Linked DNA regions of Homo sapiens: region 1 is linked to region 2. The links are chromatin contacts, found by Hi-C or POLR2A ChIA-PET in ENCODE. All regions are on one chromosome and are shown on one strand. The core of a region is the stretch at or near the end of the contact, and the rest is flanking DNA. Distances in the headings are between cores, read along the strand shown.

Evidence for each region. Hi-C counts contacts between places; a loop is a spot of excess contacts on that map. ChIA-PET counts read pairs that join two places held with the same protein, here RNA polymerase II (POLR2A). Pooled maps may share reads with other maps.
Region 1: a loop to region 2 is called in a pooled map, with 4 times the contacts of the local background. The contact joins two enhancer-like sites. A Hi-C loop is called at or near these places in 1 of 168 maps with a recorded cell type or tissue (transverse colon) and 3 of 50 pooled maps. POLR2A ChIA-PET finds 5 or more read pairs at or near these places in 2 of 52 experiments (GM10248 and Panc1).

Annotation. Positions count from the first base shown.
Region 1 is chr17:69,826,839-69,830,007 of GRCh38, reverse strand. All of the region lies in intron 3 of LINC01483 (long intergenic non-protein coding RNA 1483), which reads right to left. Among named protein-coding and RNA genes, the nearest start is that of LINC01497, 130 kb to the left of the region's middle. Within about 2 kb of position 1,772, at least 2 of the 41 ENCODE cell types and tissues checked have a DNase peak (open chromatin) inside an H3K27ac peak, as active enhancers do.
Region 2 is chr17:69,567,823-69,570,679 of GRCh38, reverse strand. No RefSeq gene overlaps it. Among named protein-coding and RNA genes, the nearest start is that of LINC01483, 25 kb to the left of the region's middle. RefSeq lists an enhancer at 1,083-1,584. Within about 2 kb of position 1,444, at least 10 of the 41 ENCODE cell types and tissues checked have a DNase peak (open chromatin) inside an H3K27ac peak, as active enhancers do.

The sequences.
Region 1 (3,169 bases), core at 523-3,022, 260 kb before region 2:
TTTATAGCAGATTTAAACATAATAGTCAAAAGTCTGCAAACAGTCAAAATGTCCCACCTCAAGGGAATAGATGGCAAATTGTGGATATTCATGACATGGAATACTAGTCAGCAGGAAAAAAGGAACAAGCTACTGTTTTGTGCATGTATCTTGTACAGGAATGAATCTCAGAAATATGCTGAGCAAAAGAAGACAGAAGCAAAAGAGTACATACTATATGATTCTATTATATAACCTTAGAATAGGCAAAACTAATCTAAAGTTATGTAAATTAAACCTGATTGCTAAAGGTGGGAGACTGCAAACAGTCATAAAGAAACTATTTGCAGTGACAAAAATATTCTGTACCTTGATTTAGAAGGTGGTTATACAGATGTATACATTTGTCAAGTTGAACTAAACATTTAAAAGAGACACATGATTATGTGCAATATTGTAAGTTGTATTTGATTATCTATAAGCTATAGTTCAATAACATTAACATTTAAGTTTTCATGAAGAAAATCCTCTTGTGTGAATAAAGAAATAATCCTCTTGTATGAATAAAGGAAAAAATAATAAATAAGATTTTCTTAAATTTATCTTTTTTCTTTTTCTACAAAAAAGGCATTATATCATAGCTATTTAATACAAAGCTTTAGGAATGGAAAAGACCTGTGGTCAAAATCCTAGCATTGTACTTTACTAGATACAGACTTTTGGCCAAGTTACTTTACCTCCCTATACCTCTGCTTTCTCATCTGTAAAATGTGAATAATATTACCTCCTGGGAGAATTATTGTACAACTTCATTGAGACAATGCCTCCAAAGCATTTAGCACAATGCTTGCATATAAGTACTCATTACCTATAGCCATTATTATTTTAAATGCCATTATTAGTTATTTCATCATAGCATGATTTCAGGAGGAACTTATAAGTAAGCATATACGTCAAGTCTATTTATCAAGCCAAAGTAAATAATAAATAATGACTTGATCTTATAATGATATCAATAACTAAAGGCTTAAGCAACAGCTCGAACTTTTAATATCACTTGTTTGCCCCCACTGAAATTACAATCAATGAAAGAAGAATATGGATTTTGATTTCTGAACAAACAAGAATTACTCAGCAGCTCAGTATAACAAAACATAGAACTTCATCTCCAGCAGAGGATGTCCCTGTTGCTAACTAGAATTTTCACACCTTAATAGCTGCAGTGTCTAAAGCTCTTTTTTAGATCATTGTATTAATGTTGCTGGCTTAGATGTCAATTCAATACATGGCATGGAAAAACATTGTCCAACGCAGCGTTTCTTACCCATGGGAGTCTATAAAGCCCAGGGCTTTTCAGGAGTTCTGCTACTTACCTGAAACTGTAGGCAAAGCTGGGCAAATGTATTTATGAATGTATTTTGAGGATGTGGTTATAAGTCAGACATTTAAAAGAGTCTATGAACCAAGCAAAGATAACTTAAAGCATACTTGAGAGACAAACACATTAGTAGCCCTGAAGGTTCCCCAGAAAATATCCAGGAAAACGTCTGAACACCACTATTGTTTTCCTATTTTTAAAAATGGAATTTCATTTGCTATAGTAAAGTGTCTTGGAAATTCCCTTGATGTTGATGATACTAGATTAGTCCATGTGACTGAGTGATCATACGAAGGGTAGCCCCAGATTAAAAGCATTGCATAGAACAAGCTGATCGGAAAGGAATTCTATTTTTAGCCTCCAGCTTTGTCATATGTCTAATTTTCCCTGTGGTTACAGTGGCCCGTTGCCAGTGTCCTCTGAGGATGACTGGGCTGAGGAAAATAGGGATTCGCTTCCTACTGCTGACCACCAACAAAGGCAGGATATATTGGAAATCCTGGCATGAGATGCTATTCTTTATTATGAATATTATTACGTTATTTCATTATTTTTTAGGTGCTGAAGGGCACAGTCTATTTTTGAAACACAGAGGAAGAAAAACAGAAATCTCATATGCTACAAATTTGTAGACTTCAGAACCCAAACAGGACTAACATGCTTTCTCCTTCGCCTTGGAGGTGGAGGGGGTGCTTTGAAGGTTGTCCTGGCATGTTCTAGGCTCTGGACTCCTAGAAAGTTTAGTGACATAATGGGCACCTGTACCTTCATAGGGTTTATCTACCACCCTGTGAAAGTTGTCAGAAGGAGTCACTAATGTTAAGAAAATCCTGACAGATAGGGCCAGTGAAGGCCATGAAGAGAGGATTCTCACACTTGTATGCTTGATAACAACAACAACAAAAATGAGACAATCCACAACCTTCACAAAGACCACAATAACTTTACACAAAATATACTTCTGCCAGGACATCTGCCCAGCAACTGCCTCCCTAACCTCGACTGTCGTCACTCTTGTTATTGATCTTTGTTACAAAGGATAATTATTTCAAAACAATTAAGTAATACTCCTGAGTTTTTCCCTTTAAAAACCTTTGTCTTCCTTTACCTCCCTGAATATGCACATATTTACTATGGCATGCATATATTCCCATCGCAATATTTTATTCCCAAATAAGTGTTTTCTTTTAGAAAGCCTCTGTTTGTTTTTTAGGTTGGCAATCCTTTCAAGTGCATATATCTTACCAAGACTTCCAATAGATTTTCCATTTCCTGTTCATCCATTCCAATAATAACAGTATCACCCATATAGCTGACCAGTGTAATGTGCTGCAAAATACCAAGGTGACCCATATCCCTTCAGACTTTATTCTGATTATGGGAGGAAAATTAGTTTGGCCTTGGGACAAGACTATAAATATATACTGTTTTCTATCCCATGCAAATTTGATTCTGTACTGTTTCTGGTTGTCCTTCCTAAGAGTGATGGAAAAAAAAATGTATTAATTAAGTCAGTGGTCACATGCTATGTACCAGAAGCCATATCAATCTGCTCTAGCAAAGATACAGTATCTACCACCACTGCTGCCATCAAGAGGCTTCTAGTTGATGGAGTCTGTGATATCCTACTGTCGTTCAACAGAGTCTGTGCAGCATTGTAGCAGGCCCGAGAATGGTGGGTTAAACAGAGACATGATGGGGATCATCATTCTTGCAGCTTTTAGCTCTTTAAAGTTGGCATCAATTCTGTCATTCCCCCTGGAATTCAGCAGCATTATTTTTCATTTACCTCGAGTAACATTTACTGCTTTT
Region 2 (2,857 bases), core at 195-2,694:
TACTTGCTTCCTCCATGATTACTAGAAAGTCTTTCCTCTCCTCCGTCCCCACACCCTGGTCTGATTAGTGCATGAGAAGACTCATGCGATCCTGCCTTGTGCTGGCCTAGTGGAACTTCTAACTCATTCCAAGATCTATTAGGTGACTTCAGGTGACTTTAGGAGTTACCAGGAAGAGGGGGAAAAATATGATGGTAGCCTACCTACACAGGTGTGGTTGAAAGTACCTGAGTCTGGGAGTCAGAAAAACGATAGGTTCAAATCCTAGCTTTTCCGTTTTATTTATATTAGGCAATCAGTCCTTTTGAACCTCAACTTCTCACCTATAAAAATGGAGAGAAATAAAACTGGTCTCTCACACTAGTTGTAAGAATTAAATGAAATTACATATAATCATTTAGTTACCAAGAAACAATACTGAGTAATACCACATGCCACTCATGTATGATAGTAATTTTATAACTGTTAATTCAATTCTTATCATATGTCAGCCACTGAGCTGGCATATATTATTTTACTTAATCTTTAAAGCAACCTATAGAATTAGCCTCATCTTACAAGTGAAGAAACTAAGACATCTAAAGGCGAAGAAATCTGCCCGAGCTTGTACAGTTTCACACCAAGAAAGCCTGACAATAAAATCCAGGTTCGACCAGTACCCTGGACTCTTCCCTGTGGAACAGTGCCTGATAATTGATAAGTGATTCATAAGTATTTACTGCTTCTGCAAGAGGGTCTGTTTCTTATTTTTAAAAGTTAAATCTAACTGATACTTTACCTATTGTTATTTGCCCCTGGAATACAGAGAAATCTTTATAGGAGAAGGAGGAAGAGGAATTTACAATCTGCTCCACTGGTAAGTATCATGAGCCACTGACAGGTTTTCGCCCTCCCTGGGTGCAAATCACAGTAGCCCTTCATAAGAAATACTTAGAAAGGGGCCGGGCACGTGGCTCAGGCCTGTAATCCCAGCACTTTGGGAGGCCGAGGCGGATGGATCACCTGAGGTCAGGAGTTCGAGAGCAGCCTGACCAACATGGTGAACCCTCCCCACGACTCTACTAAAAATACAAAAATTAGCTAGGCGTGATGGCGGGTGCCCGTAATCCCAGCTACTCCGGAGGCTGAGGCAGGCGAATCGCTTGAACCCGGGAGGCGGAGCTTGCAGTGAGCTGAGATCGCGCCACTGCACTCCAGCCTGGGTGAGGGAGCGAGACTCCATCTCAAAAAAAAAAAAAAAGAAGAAAAAGAAAAGAAATACTTAGAAAGTTGGTGTCTCATATATTATTCAGTTAGGAAGTATAGCGTCTCCCCTGCCGGCTTCACTGTATTGGTACTAGAAATGCCAGTGTTTGAAGACGGCTCAAACGCCAGGTACTTTAATTCGTTCTTTCGTTTGCCTTCGTAAGACACAGCGAAATGTTCCTGCGTCAGTGGATTCAGGGAATCCTGTGTGTTTTGCTGCCCCCTTGTGGCTATTTTAAATGTCTCTCAAGTGATTTATAACCTGGATTAAAATTTTCCAATTCAAACTCCTCACGGCGGAAGGTTAAGTATGCATTCTTGGTACCATTGCCTTTGATGTAAAACATGCACATACACTAGCACACTGAATTTTAATTTATCTCTGAATGATAGAGTTATGGCTAAATTCTCAACTGCACTTGAAAGAGATCTTTTAATTCAAACTTCCACAAGGTAGGATATTACTTGTCTCCAAAGTTTAATATTGGAGCTTGATCATTCACCATATTACCAACATAAATTGACCCCTGTATACAAAGGGACAGGAGGAAGATTGTAAACTTACCATTGTGTTACCTGCTTCCTAGAAAGATGTTAAACAATTTTAATACTTTAAATTGAGAGAGAAGAGAGAAGACCACACAAGACACAAGATACAGTCATTTTAAAAGGGTTTTTTCATCAATGCTGTGGAGATGCCAGAGATCGCAGCCACAGCTGAGAAGCGGATCAAGAAAGGAAAAAAATAAAACAGGAACCAAACTGATCAAAATATGCCTAACTTTTTAAGAGAAATATTTATTGGATAGTTTAAAATCAAGTTTGTTAATTTAAACATTTATCAACCCCTTCACTCCAGCTTTTCCGCGCTCATCAAAGAATTCCTACATAGGAGCCTTAACATTAAAGGGTTTTTTCCAAGAAATATGAAACAGATAAACTAATATTGTAAGGAACTACAATTATATACTATGAAACAATAATCAAACATTTGAAAAGAACTTTTTGCTGTTCCATTTTCTGTCAAAATTTACTCTCCTCCACTTCCACTTAAGTTAGTAAACTCTAAGTTTTGAAATAAATTGCCTTTGGATTAGCCAAAATGTTATAAAGTATAATTATTAAGGTGTTATATATTAACATACTTCATATATAACATATATGAAGTCTATATAATACCTCATATGCATTATATTATATAATAATATAATATATATCTTATATAGTATATATCATATATAATATAAACTTCCACAATGTAGAATATTTCTTTTCTCCGAAGTTTATTACTATATTATATATTGTTATATATTATATATAATAGCTCACATATAATACATTATATATGAAGTATATATTAATATATATCTATATATTTATGTCGTTATATATTATATATGAAGTATATAAATAATATATTCTATATGTAATATAGTTATATCATATATTATTTATATAACTAGTCTAATATATTAAATATTAAGCATATGTTAATATATTATGTTAAATAATATATATGATTATGATTATTAAATAGTATATTATATATTTAATACATTATAATATAGTATCACATAATATAAATTATTATATAAGGTATATGTGAAGTATA